2 separate regions of the Homo sapiens genome follow, and region 2 is linked to region 1. A link is a contact called in ENCODE Hi-C or POLR2A ChIA-PET data. All regions are on one chromosome and are shown on one strand. The core of a region is the stretch at or near the end of the contact, and the rest is flanking DNA. Distances in the headings are between cores, read along the strand shown. Region 1 overlaps AOPEP (aminopeptidase O (putative)). Region 2 overlaps AOPEP (aminopeptidase O (putative)).

Region 1 (7,361 bases), core at 4,862-7,361:
AGACAGTTGCATCTCTTTTCCTGTGAACTGTTTGTTCTTATCTCTAGCTCATTTTTCTATATGACTGTTGTTTTTTCTATTCTGTTTTCAGAAGCTCATATTTGTCTGTGTTATAAATTAGGAATATTTTTTCCCAATGAGTCATTTGTTTTGCTTTTTTACATGCAAAAATATTTTGTATTCATGTGTCTAATATATCAATCTTTCCTTCTATTGGTTCTGGGTTTTAAAACCAGAAGTTTTCTCCACTTTCAGATTAAAAATAAATTCACCCATTGGCTCAACACAACATTTTTAATGATCATCACCTTTTCCCCTTCAGTCCCTTGGAGAATATACAAAAGCAGCCTCCTGTCCAGTCAGTTCACTTAATGGAAGCAGTCCACCTCTCATTTTAAAAATTAAACACCTTTGTTTGTGTCCTCTCTGATTTCCTTGAGCAGTGGTTTGTAGTTCTCCTTGAGGAAATCCTTCACTTCCCTTGTTAGCTGTATTTCCAGGTATTTTTTCTCTTTGTAGCACTTGGGAATAAGAGTTCATTCAAGAAGAACTACAAAACCCTGCTCAAGGAAATCAGAGAAGACACAAACAAATGGAAAAACATTCCATGATCATGGATAGGAAGAATCAATATTGTGAAGATGGCCATACTGACCAAAGTAATTTATAGATTCAATGCTGTTTTCATTCAACTACCACTGACATTCTTCACAGAATTAGAAATAACTATTTTAAAATTCATATGAAACCAAAAAAGAGCCTATATAGCCAAGACAATCCTAAGCAAAAGGAAGAAAGCTGGGAGCATCCCACTACCCAACTTCAAACTACACTACAAGGCTACAGTAACCAAAACAGCATGGTACTTGTACAAAAACAGACACACAGACCAATAGAACAGAACAGATAACTCGGAAATAAGACCACACACCTACAACCATTTGACCTTTGGCAAACCTGACAAAAACAAGCAATGGGGAAAGGATTCCCTATTTAATAAATGGTGCTGGGAGAACTGGCTACCCATATGCAGAAAATTGAAACTGGAACCCCTTCCTTAACATCTTATAAAAAAATTAACATAAGATGGGTTAAAGACTTAAATGTAAAACCCAAAACTATAAAAATCCTAGAAGAAAATCAAGGCAATACCATTCAGGGCACAGGCACAGGCAAAGATTTCATGACAAAAATGCCAAAAGCAATTGCAACAAAAGCAAAAACTGATATACGGGATCTAATTAAACTAAGGAGCTTCTGTACAGAAAAATAAACTATCAACAGAGTAAACACACAACGTAAAGAATGGGAAAAAAATTTTGCAATCTATCCATCTGACAAAGGTCTAATATCCAGAATCTACAAGGAACTTAAACAAATTTACAAGAAAAAAATAAACAACCCCATTAAAAAGTGGGTGAAGGACATGAACAGACACTTCTCAAGAGAGGACATCTGTGCAGCCAACAAACATGAAAAAAAGCTCAACATCACTGGTCATTAGAGAAATGCAAATCAAAACCACAACAAGATACCATCTCATACCAGTCAAAATGGCAATTATTGAAAAGTCAAGAAACAACAGATGCTGGCAAGGTTGCAAAGAAAAAAAGAATGCTTTTACACTTGGTGAGAGTGTAAATTATTTCAACCATCGTGGAAGACAGTGTGGCCATTCCTCAAAGATCCAGAAGCAGAAATACCATTCGACCCAAATAGGATGTAAGCAATACCATTACAGGGTATATACCCAAAGGAATATAAATCATTTTATTATAAAGATACATGCATGTGTATGTTCATTGCAGCACTATTCACAATAGCAAAGACATGAAATCAACCCAGATGTCCATGAAAGATAAGCTGGATAAAGAAAATGTGGTACATATACACCATGGAATACTATGCAGGCATAAAATAAACAAGATCATGTCCTTTGCAGGGACATGGATGGAGCTGGAAGCCATTATCATCAGCAAACCAACACAGGAACAGAAAACCAAACACCACATGTTCTCACTTATAAGTGAAAGTTGAATGATGAGAAGATATGGACACATGGTGGGGAAACCACACACACTGGAGTCTGTCACGGGGAGCAGGGAGAGGGAGAGCATCAGGGAGAATAGTTAATGCATGCTGGGCTTAATACCTAGGTGATGGGTTGATCTGTGCAGTAAACCACCATGGCACACGTTTACCTATGTAACAAACCTGCACATCCTGCACATGTACCCTAGAACTTAAAAGTTGAATAAATACATAAATAAATAAATAATAAAAATTAAACACCTGATGTAGTTCATGCAGTCACTCTCCTAATTTTGTTCTTTCACACACATGAACCCTTAGATCATGCAGGCAAAGCACAGAGATAGGTGTGAATATGTCATTGTGTTTCTCCTTCACAGAACTCCCTTGGGCCACCTGTAGTCATGACGTCAGATGGTAACTAAACCACCAATTGCTCCAAATGCCAAGAGAGCTAGAGTCAAGGCATTTGTTCCCTCCCTATTCAGGGAGTGAATGGCAAAGGAAATATAGGTGTAATGGGGTATTGGATTCTCCCCAGGGTTAACATATCTGACATGTGGCCAGGGTGAACATATCTGACATGTGGCCAGGGTGAGTGGAGGGGACTCACAAGGGTGTTTTGTGGGAGCTTTTATGAAACAGAGAATTTCGGTAGAAAAAGCAGCTGCAGCCAGCTGCTGAGGGAAACTGCCCCGTACCCTGGCATCATGGGCGTGGCCTGTTTGTTTTGTGAAGTACATCCAACTTAAGAAAGGGAGAAAAGTTTCTTACTTCTCTTTCCAGAGATATATCATGTTTCCCATCAAAACATTTCTTTGTCAAGATGCTTTTGGAAGAATGACTTCCACAACTGCAGTTGGGTATGTGGTTAGACAATGGCTTCACTTCTTTGGATCTCAAACTTTTAAGGCCACAGAAAAGGCCTGAAATTTTTCCACATTGAAAATAAATAGGTATTTGATAATCATCTAAGAGGAAATAATAAACAGGCCTAGCTAGCTTTTTTATATGTATTTATTATATGTAATTATGTGTGTGTGTGCGTGTGCGTGTGTGTGTGTGTGTGTAAACTGGTTTATATCTTGAAACTTAGTGGCCAGGCACAGTGGCTCATGCCTGTAATTCCAGCACTTTGGGAGGCCAAGGCGGGCAGATCACTTGAGGTCAGGAGTTCGAGACTAGCCTGGCCAACATGGTGAAACCCCGCCTCTAATAAAAATACAAAAATTAGCCAGGTGTGGTGCCCCGCGCCTGTAATCCCAGCTACTTGGGAGGCTGAGGCAGGAGAATCACCTGAACCCGGGAGGCAGAGGTTGCAGTGAGTCGAGATTGGGCCACTGCACTCCAGCCTGGACAACAGAGCAAGCCTCCATCTCAAAAAAAAAAACAGTAAGAAGAAATACAAATAAGATGTGAGAAATTATGTAAGAAATACATATAATAAGAAATATATATAAATAATGTGTTTATTATATAACTAAAGTATGTGATTTATATATATATATTGTGTGTGTGTATATATATATATTGTGTGTGTATATGTGTATAATTGGTCTGTTTGCTTTTTTAACAGGCAATCCAGGTAATTCTATGCAGTTTTCCTCATATTACACTTTTTGAAAAACTCTGCTCAAGAGCTGAATTCCTCCAAAAGTCTACCTTCTCAAATTTCTTGAAATGCTGTCTTTGCCCCCAGGTCCTGAGACACTATGACACTGATGACTGTTTTGGTGACTATTCTATCCCTGGCGTCCAGCACAATGTCTGGCATTTAATATGTACATAATATACATTTGATGAATTAAATAATAAAAATCTGGGATAAGTAGATATCCACAGGCAAAACACCCCTCCTCACACCTTACACAAAAATCAACTTAAAATGGATCAAAGACCTAAATATAAGAGCTAAAATCATAATAAATAAATCACTCTTAGCAGAAAACACAGGGAGAAATCTTTGTGACTTTGGAATAGGCAATGAATTCTTAAATATGACACCAAAAGCACAAGAAACTAAAGAACAAAGTAGATAAATTGGGCTTCATCAAATATAAAGACTTCTGTGCGTCAGAGGACACTATCAAGAAAATGAAGCCAGCCCACAGGGTGGGAGAAATAAACATCTATCGCAGCATTCTCCTCCACGCCTCCTATAAAAATATTCCCCGTGCTGACCACAACCACTGCTCCTCCTCCCTGCTTCCCTCGCCTTCTGCCTCTGGTCCTTTCTTTGCCATTACTTCTCCTCTTCTTTTTTTCTCTGTTCTCATCTGGTTCTCTCCCTTGTTCTTATTCTGTGTCCGGGAAATGCAAGTTATATTTCTGATTTTTATAAATGGGAATCTTTTTAAATAATATCACTAGAGAATCTGAGAGTTAAACAGCCTGGGCACCAGAGTCTACACTACAGCCTGCCTACTTCTGTACCCCTCTCTCTGGCTTATGAACAGGCACACACAAAGTAGGCCTTTGATCTTGAAAGCCTAGGGATCCCACTGGGACGAGGATAACTATTTATCTCTATTTGCTTTTTTCTGCTGGGGCCTGGTTTCTGGCTTGCTCAATGTCCTATTTGGACAAAGACCAGTCAGGTCAGGAAAAGATCACTCCACAGTTCCAGCCCTGAAAACATGCGGTAGGAGCCTCTAAACAGTTCCCATATAAATTTTAAAAGGGTCATCTTAGTACACTATCAGTGTAAGGAAATGTGTAGGAAGAAAAGACAGTCTATGTCCTCATGATAAGTTAGAGAAGAAACCAAATATGGAACATTCTCTTATGAATTTCTTCCCATACACTCACCCAAGACAACAAACATTTTAGAATGTTCTAAGAAACTATCTGGTGGCTTCAGTGGACGAAAATGTAAAGGGTTTGAGGCTCAAAGACCAAGATTTTCAAATCCTATGACCCAAGCCTCACTTTCCTCATCTGTAAAGTCAAGATAAAAACTTACTTTACAGAGTTGTTAAAAAGATTTACTGATTTAATATGTGTAAATCACAGGGCATGGTTCCTAGAATGTGGTTAAGCACTTCAATTTTGGTAGAAATACCACCATCTCTCTACTAATGACTCTGGGGTTCCAGAGCTCCAGCTCACCGTGTTCTTTGCTCCTAAACGAGAAGCCACAGAAAAGAAGAGAAGCTGTTCTCTGGCTCTAAAATGGAGACCAGCTTCTGAAAAGGGGGCATGTATCCATCTCTTCCACAAACCAAATTTTATCATGCATTGGTAGACAAGATCTACCAAAAGCCAGTTGCAAGTTCCACTGGGGCATGTTATGTAGAGGGAAGGGACAATGGCAGATTCCCTAAGCTGCTGCTTTCTGCAAAGATGAACAATGACTTGTGCAAACAGCTCAGGCAGGCAGGCAGAAATCTATAGCCCCAACTGTTGCCATGACCACTCATCACCACTGTCACCTCCCCCACTTCCACTGTACTGCCACCACTACCCTTGTGGCCATCACCACCTCCACTAATATCATCAGCTCCATCACCATGACCAATACCTCTTCTCCTTCCCCACATTACAACCACCACCACCACCACCATCATTATTATCACATGACATCAATCAAGACCCTAGCTGCTAGAAAAAGAATTGCTAAAGGTAAATCTGTCTAGCATGAAGTTTTAAAGAAAGTTTTATTGGAGAACTTTTGAATCACCTGTGCAATGTGTCACACCCATCTGTCAGCATGTACAAAAACAGACCCACCTAAAGCTACTTACTGCAACAAATGCCACCGAGCTGAAGAGAGATTCCTAGAGAGGCAAACTCCCTCCTCCCCTTCCCCACCATGTGGATCAGGAAAAGGGAACGAAGAGGCTCTGTGGTCCCCCCAGTGGGTCTCTATTATAGCTCTGTACCTGTGCTGCTCACTGTGTCCCAACATGTAGGGCCAGAGGGACAGGGCTGCGGGGAAGAGGAGAGTGGCCATGGCCTCACGATGGTTGGTCATGTTTCTTCCATCTGCCAAGAGGCTGCTGTGCACTCCTTGGCCAGGAGTTCTGTCACAATGAACTTGAAGCCCGCGGACGAAACAGCTTTGCCAGCAGTCCTATGGGAGGCTCATGTCTTCGGAGAACAAGGAGGGCATGTTCTGGTGCCCTGCCCGCTGCCACAAGGAAAACTGAAACAATACCCTTTTAAAATAGCTTTGACACAGATTTCACCGTATTTTCCTTTGAAGACATAAAAAAAAAAATCTAATAACTTTGTCCACATTAAAAAAATATGGGTCACAGGTTTTTGCTAAAAAAAGAAAAAGCTATTTTTATTTCCTTGAATCCTTGTAACAACAGTTATAAACAGCTAAACAGAATTTTTTAATTATCCTTTTAAAAATACTTTTTAAAACGTAAAGGTTATTCCTAGGCTGACACTGAATATGCCAGGTCTGTAGCTAGAAGCAAATTTTTATAGCTAGTTATAAACCCCTGAAATATGAGTTTACATTGGAAAAGCTGAAACAACCTTAACTTTAACCATGCCGATGGGCGCCCTGTAATTATAGTCCCTGAATGGAATAAAACAGTCTCTCTTCCACGGTAGCATCACAAAGAACCCTATTAACTCTCCAATTACCAAATGAGGAAACAACATTCTCTAGAACCCAAGCCAAGGAAAAAAGAACACTGCATGTTCCAACTGAAAACCTTAAAACTGAGCTTCAAAGTGACAGCGCCTAGGGAGGGCGCTCCCCTGGAAGGGAATGTTTACTTCACTTATTTAAAACGACTGAGCGTCTTCACCAAGGCTCACACAACACTACTTGTTTAACAAATAAAGATGTATGTTTCCTGGAGTGTTTCTAATTGGGATTTGAGGTCCCACCTCCTAAGAAATTCCGGGACTGGCTATCTCCCTGGAGATGCCTTCGACAACGTGGGTCTCCCCTCTCAAGGGGAGAGAAGGGCCCAGCCTTCGTAAGTAAAGAGGCACAGGCAAAACAGCAGGATGCGGGGCTGGTCTTCCACCAAGGCATCCATCACACTTTCAACAGGAAACAAAAACGGGGAAGCACAAAACCATATCCAGTAGGATTTGTAAATTGAGCTATTCAGTAGGCAAGCAAACTTTAAAAATAGTAACTTGGGGGAGGCCAATTTCCCTCCTCTCCTCCATTCTCTCCCTCCTCCCTCCCCAATCTGCTGTGCTCCCCTGGCCATCTCTTCTGCAGCAGCAGTTAAACAGCCCTGTTTTCAAAGCCATGCTAACATCTTGGGAAACGCCAGGGCAAAAATCAAAGATTCTTTGGTAGGGCGTGTAATATAAAACTTGAAGTTGTTTCTGTTAAATTGAAACAGCCATGTTAA
Region 2 (7,361 bases), core at 2,656-5,155, 180 kb before region 1:
AATACCATAGCTTTATTTTAACACAGAAGAAAAATATAGTGGATGCAGGAAAAAAGAGAAATTGAATAATCTGCTTCTACTTGTGACATGGCAAACGTTTTTAAAAATAACTTATTAGACTCAACAGCAAGTGAACTGCGTCGGCTCCTACTAATAACAGGTTCAAATCCTAGCAAAAGGTTAACACATAGACCTTGGAATGAATACACATGATCACAAAGCTCAATTTCTATTTCAGAATAGGGGGAAGGCCCTTGGAAATATCGCATGTTTTGCCTCAGCAAGCTCTGAATCTTCTCCTAGGTGTGGCAGAAGCAAAACAGTGAGCAAAAGGGCTTGGAAGTGCTGTGCAGAGCCAAGAGAAACATTGGAAACACTGACAGTTCATATTCTCTGATATGACTCTGAAATTTGCTATCTTCTAGCCCTTCCTCACCTCCACCCTCAAACCTCCTCAGCTTTAAGTTTCAATCCATGAAAGGAAGTTCTGAATGTTGGTTTCAACCTACTCCATTTTCATGTTCTCTTTAAAATTGCTGCCCACATTTTCCAAGAAAAAAAGTGAGAGGCAAATCTTCCCCCTAAGTTTTAACGCAAGAGCTTGTATCAAGAGGAAACGGTTGGGCAAAGAACTTCATTCTCCTGCAAGGTAAAATAATCAGTCCCCCCCCCACTTTCTCCCCACCCCGATTCTCAGGAGACCCAGTAGTCAGGTCATGGGTGTCACAAATACGGTTACTTCTAGGTTAGATTTTGGTAGTGACAACATCTAGTAATCCACAAAGATAATGGCTTCCCCTTCCTTTCTACAGCACATTGTGCATTTTGGTAATCTTATTTTTGGCTTAAAAATTAACAGCTGGCAGGGTGCAGTGGCTCACGCCTGTAATCCCAGCACTTTGGGACACCGAGGCGGGCAGATCACGAAGTCAGGAGATCGAGACCATCCTGGCTAACACAGTGAAACCCCGTCTCTACTAAAAATACAAAAATTAGCAGGGTGTGGTGCCATGTGCCTGTAGTTCCAGCTATTCGGGAGGCTGAGGCAGAAGAATAGCTTGAACCTGGGAGGCCGAGGCTTCAATGAGCCGAGATCACGCCACTGCACTCCAGCCTGGGTGACAGAGCAAGACTCCGTCTCAAAAAAAAAAAAAAAAAATTAACAGCAACGACACATTTTTTAAAAAATACCAAGCAAGCCATAATTCTTTTCCTTCTTTGGGTATTTTATGATCTCATTCATCACCTCACAAACATTTAAAAAAACACCTAAACCATTAAACACAACTTACCATACCATGCTGAGGTATGGTCAGAAAACTCAAGTCTGTTCCAAATCACAACTTTTTCTATTATTCTTCAACTGAAGTGACATATATGACCCTCTGTGGAAAAAGAAAAGGGGTGGGGTCCCCCTTTTCATGCACACTGAAAGTCCAGCTACAAACAACTATATTCGCAGGCTGGTTCCTTTTCCAGCTCTCTCAGAAGCTGCCCTCTGGTATCCTGACGTGCACTCTGCAGCTCTGGGATCACCTTTATTCTGATGTGCTTTGTGCACATTCTCGGACGCTGCAATGCCCATACTAAGGCAACATAGCACAGAAATTGGCAGCAATGCTATCAGCAAGAATTTGGCTTCAGAATCAAGAGTGATTCATCATACATTCTAGCAGCAGAAAAACACACCGCTATTTTAATCCCTTGCTGGTATCAAGAATCAAAAAACAGTGAAATGTAATTAAGCAAAAGCAACAAAAAAACCTATCTGCTGTAATATTTGTCAAAAAATTATTCACTTTTACGAGTTTTCCGCAAGTCACTTAGAAAACAACGGGCTACTTACCTTATTTCATGATATTACAATGACAAATCAAGTTTTAATACAAAATCAAAAGACAGGCAGTCCAAACTTCTGCAAAGTAACATACTGAAATTCTAAACTTGGGCAAACAAATTTCTCATCTGCTTTACAGTAAATAAAATTCCTCCTAGTGTTTTAAAAGTAATCCACTTCTTTCTTCTTCTCTCTCTATTTCTTAGATGACTCCAATTTAAAGTCTAGGTGAGAGAAAGTACAGCATGGAAACCTAATACTGTGGGCGATTTATTCGGAACACTTTTCATTTTTCAGAGGTACCTTAACACTGAGATAATAAACACTGCTGATCTAAAATAATAATGGAACCCACTTAAGTCCGATTGCTGTATTTAATGAGCATGAAACAAATTTCATGGGCTACTCTCTCCTAATGAGACTATATAAATGATCATTAGCCTTATCGACCAATATTTCTGTAGAATTTCCCCATATATTAAATCTATGGTTTATTATAACAAAAACTTTTTAAATTAAACACTACTCTATTGTCATGACCAGGTCCTCACGGGGCAGAAGCGGATTTACCAAGACCTGCACCGAGTACCGTCTCGGGAACCCCTACCTTTTCAAACACCTCTTCCTTCTCCCTGCGCTTCCGTTTTCGGGGTCTCCGGTTCACTCCAATCCATTTCGTGACCTGAGGTTCAAAAACCACAGCATTTCAAAGAAGGCGACAGGGTCCTGACGGCCATCCCCCAGCGCGAGAAAGCAGAGACCCCCGGCCTCGCGACCTGGTCTTCCCCGCACCTCGGGAGGCCACCCGCGCCCGCCCGCGGAACTCGCCGGGCGCCTCACCGCAGGGGCCGCGACCTTCGTCACGGCCGCTCCCCGCGCCCGAGCCGGAGCCTGGCGGGTAGTCCCCGCACCCGCGCGCCGCAGCGCAGAGCCAGGGCCTCTCGCCAGCCGCGGTCTCGCGCCGGCGCCACCGGGGCGCAGGGACCGCGCCGCCCGCACTCACCTCGGCGCGCACTTGCCGCGCAAGCCCGCACTCCGCCCCGGCGCGACGCTCCCTCTGCAGCGGCTGCGGGGGAAGAGGACACAGTCAAGTTTACCGCGGGAGCGGCCCCGGCCTCCCTGCCCCGCGCCCGCTAACTCGGCGTGCCCGCCCCGTACCTCGCCCGCGGCCGGGGAGGACGCAGCGGCGGCGCCGGAGCCCGCGCCCTGCGCCCGCCCGGGGTCCGCATCACCTCAGGCGCGGCGCGGGCGGCGGGCGCGGGGCCTGGGCGGCGGCGCGGGCGGGCGGGCGGGCACCGAGCGGGGGCGGGGCCTGCCTTAAAGGTATAGCGGCCGCGCCGCCTCCCGCAGGTCGCCCTCCCGCCCGCGCCGGCATTGTATTGTTCTCCCCACGAACGGCGTGCTCCCGCTCCCGGGCTCCGGCCGCCCCGCGCCCCCGCGCACCTTGCCCCCGCCACCCCTCCCCGGGCTCCGGCCGCCCCGCGCCCCCGCGCACCTTGCCCCCGCCACCCCTCCCCCGGCTCCGCGCCCTGCGAGCGGCTTCCCGGCAGCGAGAGGGGCCCGCGCCGCCCGCCGCAGGCTGGAGGGAGCGGTGGCGGGGAAGGAACCCCGCCCGTAGCCAGCGTAGCGCGCTCCTGGAGTCGGAAACCTGGTCCCGGTGGCTTTCGCGCAGGGAAAGTAACTTTCCTAGTGGAGTTTTCTCCGGGACCGGGTTCTACGCCCTCGAGTAGACGTTTCCCAGTGGCCCCTCGGGGCTCCGGGCAGCGGCAGGTGACCTCCCGGGGGGCGAGGCCAGGGCGCAGAGAAACCCAGCCCCGCGCTCCCGCGAGTGTGGACCCGCAGCCCTCAGACTGCCGTGGACCCCCAGAACCACTGGGTAGAATTTAAAAAGAAGGGGTCAATCTGTTTTCATAATTAGGGAGAAAGTTTACACTTACTTTATAAAAATGTGCGATACCCCAAGATTTTCCTCCACCCGCCAAAGGCCTTCTCATCCGCATCAGCAGTTGCTGGAACCCGCCTGCCGGTGAGGGCGGGCCGGGGCGGAGAGTCGGGTTGTCCTGTTGCTTGCTGGGTCTTGACCATCCCTTTAACTTTATCACATTTCTTTAAAGAAAATCTGTCTTGCCCTCTCTTTATTGCTACTCCATCCTTCTTTCAAGATCAAAAGGTTTAGATCAAAGCCAAGATCAAACTCACTACTTTAAATAGCAGCAACTTTGCCATGGAGTATTTTACACAGAGGAGCTTAATGGAGACATCAGGAATTTATCCCTTCATTCCATATTCATAACTGGACTACTTAAAATTACACGGATGATGTATGTCTATTTCCTAAAACAAACAACAAGTCTGCTCAAATGAGGGATTCTTACTGTTTCCAGGAATACAAAAAAGTTGAAATCTAGAGAGCAATATAAATAGACGTGTTAACCATTTTGCGTCATTATTATAATAGCTAAGTGCTACGAAATGTGTGCTCATTTGCTAGAGATTTTTCAATGTGTTATTATATCTTTTAGTATAGACTGTACAGCCATCATATACAATTTTTTACTGTAAAGGAAATATATATAAATAGTTAATGGTTTGGAAATCTTGCACATAGGCAGGTAAATAATTATAAATGGTGAAGTGGATTATTCTGAGCTGCTTAATTTTAAAGGGAAAGAGAACTTTAAACTCTTCAACCTTTTATGCTGCTAATAAGAGTTCCACAATCAATAGAAATCTATCTTGGCAGGCACTTCCTTTTACCCACTAGAATTTTTTTCCTTGGGAGTTCACGATCCCCAGAAACTGTGATATGAGCCATTCAATATTGATGTACTAAAACAGTGCTCTGCTTAAATACAGTTTTTCAACATACAGTCTTGGAAGAAACAAAATCCAAAATAAATTCCAATAGTCCAGTAACAGGAATAAAGACAACTATTGCAAATTAAATCTTACAGACTTATATGAAAGCTGTTGTTAACAGCTGGGTACTAGTTATTTGAAAAGTTTTTTCCCTTTGCAGTTTTTAACTGGTTGCAGTCACACACGCGCGCGCGCGCGCACACACACACACACACACACACATTCTTAATTCTATAAATCCCATTGAACCACTGGAAAGATCTTAGAAACTGAGACCTGGAAACCCTGTCTTGCTCTGCTACTGACACAGTCTCCTTTCTTCCTAGCACCCAGATCATGGATAACCTAACGGTTTCCGGCATGAGCTGAACAAAGGAAACAGCCTACTGTCACTCTGCTCTTCTAGGATTTTGCTAAGTAGGAAGCAAAAGCTGTGACCCATCCTAATTGCCTCTTGTCTCGTTTGTCCTTTGTCCCCCAACTCTCCTCCCAATTGCCATCCCAGAATCCATCCTCCACAGAGAAGCCAGAATGGTACGTCCAAAGGTAATTCAAATGATACCACTTTGCTTCACTGAGAATGCTTTTCCATCTCTTCTTTGCGTGGTAGCCCACTTATCCTCTAGTTCTGGGTTTAAGCAGCGCTTTTGCAGAAAGGTCTTTCCTTACTCCCCAGTCCAAATTATGTCACTCCACTATACTTTCTAATAACATTCTGTTTATTTCCTTTAGAGTGATTCTTAGAGCAGTTTTAAGTTTATAGAAAAACTGAGCAGAAAGCAGAGTTCCCATATTTGTACCCACTCACCAGCTTCCCCATATTTAACATATTGCATTAGTATATTTATTATAACTGAGGAACCAATATTGATACATTATTATTCACTAAAGTCAAATTTACATTAGGGCTCACTCTGTGATGTTCAGTTATTATAGCTCTTTTAAAAATGTACTGAACGTCTCTCTCCCCAGCTGGATTTTATGCCCCAAGAAGAAAGAGATCCCGTATCTTTTGTTCTTGATTTTTGTTCAGTCCACCAGAAACATTGCCTGGCATATACTAGAAATTCAATAAATATGTTATATAGTGAATGGAAGGATAAAGGAACAAATGAAGGACACCTAAAATTTCAAGGGGGAGAAGTCTTAAAATGAATATCTTTCTAATTACCTCCTGTTTGTTTCACCACTAAAATGCTTAATTTGTAAAGAGGCTAGAATTTTACATTTTTACAAAAGGGAGACCATGGGATATTAGTTATATTGCCAGGGTAACTTTATAAACAGGCTGTGCACGGTGGCTCACACCTGTAATCCCCGCACTTTGGGAGGCCGGGGTGGGAGGATCTCTTGAGCCTAAGAGTTCAACACCATCCTGGGCAACATAGCAAGACCCCTGTCTCTACAAAAAAAAAAAAAATCAGCCAGGCATGGTGGTGTTAGCCTGCGGTACCAGCTATCTGGGAGGGTGAGGTGGGAGGATCACTTGAGCCCGGGAGGCAGAGGCTACGGTGAGCCATGATGGCACCACTGCACTCCAGCCTGGGCAACAGAGTGAGATCCTGCCTCAAAAAAATATTAATAAGTAAATAACGATAAATTTTAAAAAATTGAAATGAGAAAGGTTCCTAATTCTGTCACATATGAATCACTAAAATTATATTCCAGCATGGTGCTACAAGCTGAATTTAATCTAGAATGAAAGATTTACATATTGCATGACACGGAAAAAATACTTTTCTATTGTGTTCAATCCAGCCTGAACACATTTCTCCTGTTGTCTACCTGAATCTCCCCTTCTTCACAGGCTGATGCCAATGAAGGTAGGGTGTAGAGAAACTGGAAGACCGCTTTTTTAAAAACTGGAATTCTATAGTGGGGGACAGGTATTCTAATTACTGTCTTTGAGAATGTAGTAAAAGCACTTTAAAGCTGTCTCTTAAAACAGATGTTTTCTATCTGAATTGTATCTTTAAAAATGCCTCATCCAGTAGATACGCATGTTTTGAAAGGAAGTTGTTCTAAGAAACTTTTTTTGTCAAAGCAGTTCATAATAGCTGAAGACAACGTCCGAGGCTGAGGAAAATACCATTGCTTTAAAATTATTTAACCTCGTGATTGATTGGAGATTACTTTTGGAGGGAAAGCCTTTTTCAGTTTTCTTCCTTTTCTTAGACAAAGAAGAAATTCCTCCTATCACTGGAAAAATACAGTGAGACCAACTTCACATTGTTACGGGTGTGTTTTCTCTTCCTGCTTCTACTTCATGGAGGGGGCACAGGACAGAGGAAGGAAGAGGAGCCAGCCTTCCTAGGCACCAGGAAGGCCACAGGGCAAGCAAGGGGCTCTTCAATGTTCCCAAACAGCCACAGATGGCAAATTACATTCCCTCAGGCACAGCGGAGGGAAAACTATCCACTAAAAGAAACCGAAAGATCTTTCAATACCAAACAAGGTCGAGAGTTCCAGAAGCTTCCACTGGTTTCAGAAGCGTTCTATTGCCAACATACGTTCAGGGTGAATTTAAAAGTAGGAATCTACACACGTCTAGAAATAAAATCAAGGTTGGATTAAGTTTCAAAAATAACAGAGGGATTAGGAGCAAAATTATCAAATATTTATATCTTTAAATTTGGTTTATTTATTTATTTATTTTGAGACAATG

The links. Hi-C counts contacts between places; a loop is a spot of excess contacts on that map. ChIA-PET counts read pairs that join two places held with the same protein, here RNA polymerase II (POLR2A). Pooled maps may share reads with other maps.
Region 2: a pooled map shows a loop between it and region 1 (2.1-fold over the local background). The contact joins two enhancer-like sites. A Hi-C loop is called at or near these places in 1 of 168 maps with a recorded cell type or tissue (prostate gland) and 6 of 50 pooled maps. POLR2A ChIA-PET finds 5 or more read pairs at or near these places in 4 of 52 experiments (A549, Caco-2, HEK293 and 1 more).

What each region holds. Positions count from the first base shown.
Region 1 is chr9:94,824,936-94,832,296 of GRCh38, reverse strand. All of the region lies in intron 5 of AOPEP (aminopeptidase O (putative)), which reads right to left. Among named protein-coding and RNA genes, the nearest start is that of MIR2278, 19 kb to the right of the region's middle. RefSeq lists an enhancer at 6,445-7,118. Within about 2 kb of position 6,111, at least 12 of the 41 ENCODE cell types and tissues checked have a DNase peak (open chromatin) inside an H3K27ac peak, as active enhancers do; they include prostate gland, where a contact is called at or near this core.
Region 2 is chr9:95,000,700-95,008,060 of GRCh38, reverse strand. AOPEP (aminopeptidase O (putative)) reads right to left here. Exons shown (of 17, transcript NM_001193329.3): 12 at 2,841-2,903; 13 at 2,445-2,519. Among named protein-coding and RNA genes, the nearest start is that of AOPEP-AS1, 59 kb to the right of the region's middle. RefSeq lists silencers at 2,721-3,010, 3,101-3,290, 3,301-3,550. Within about 2 kb of position 3,905, at least 29 of the 41 ENCODE cell types and tissues checked have a DNase peak (open chromatin) inside an H3K27ac peak, as active enhancers do; they include prostate gland, where a contact is called at or near this core.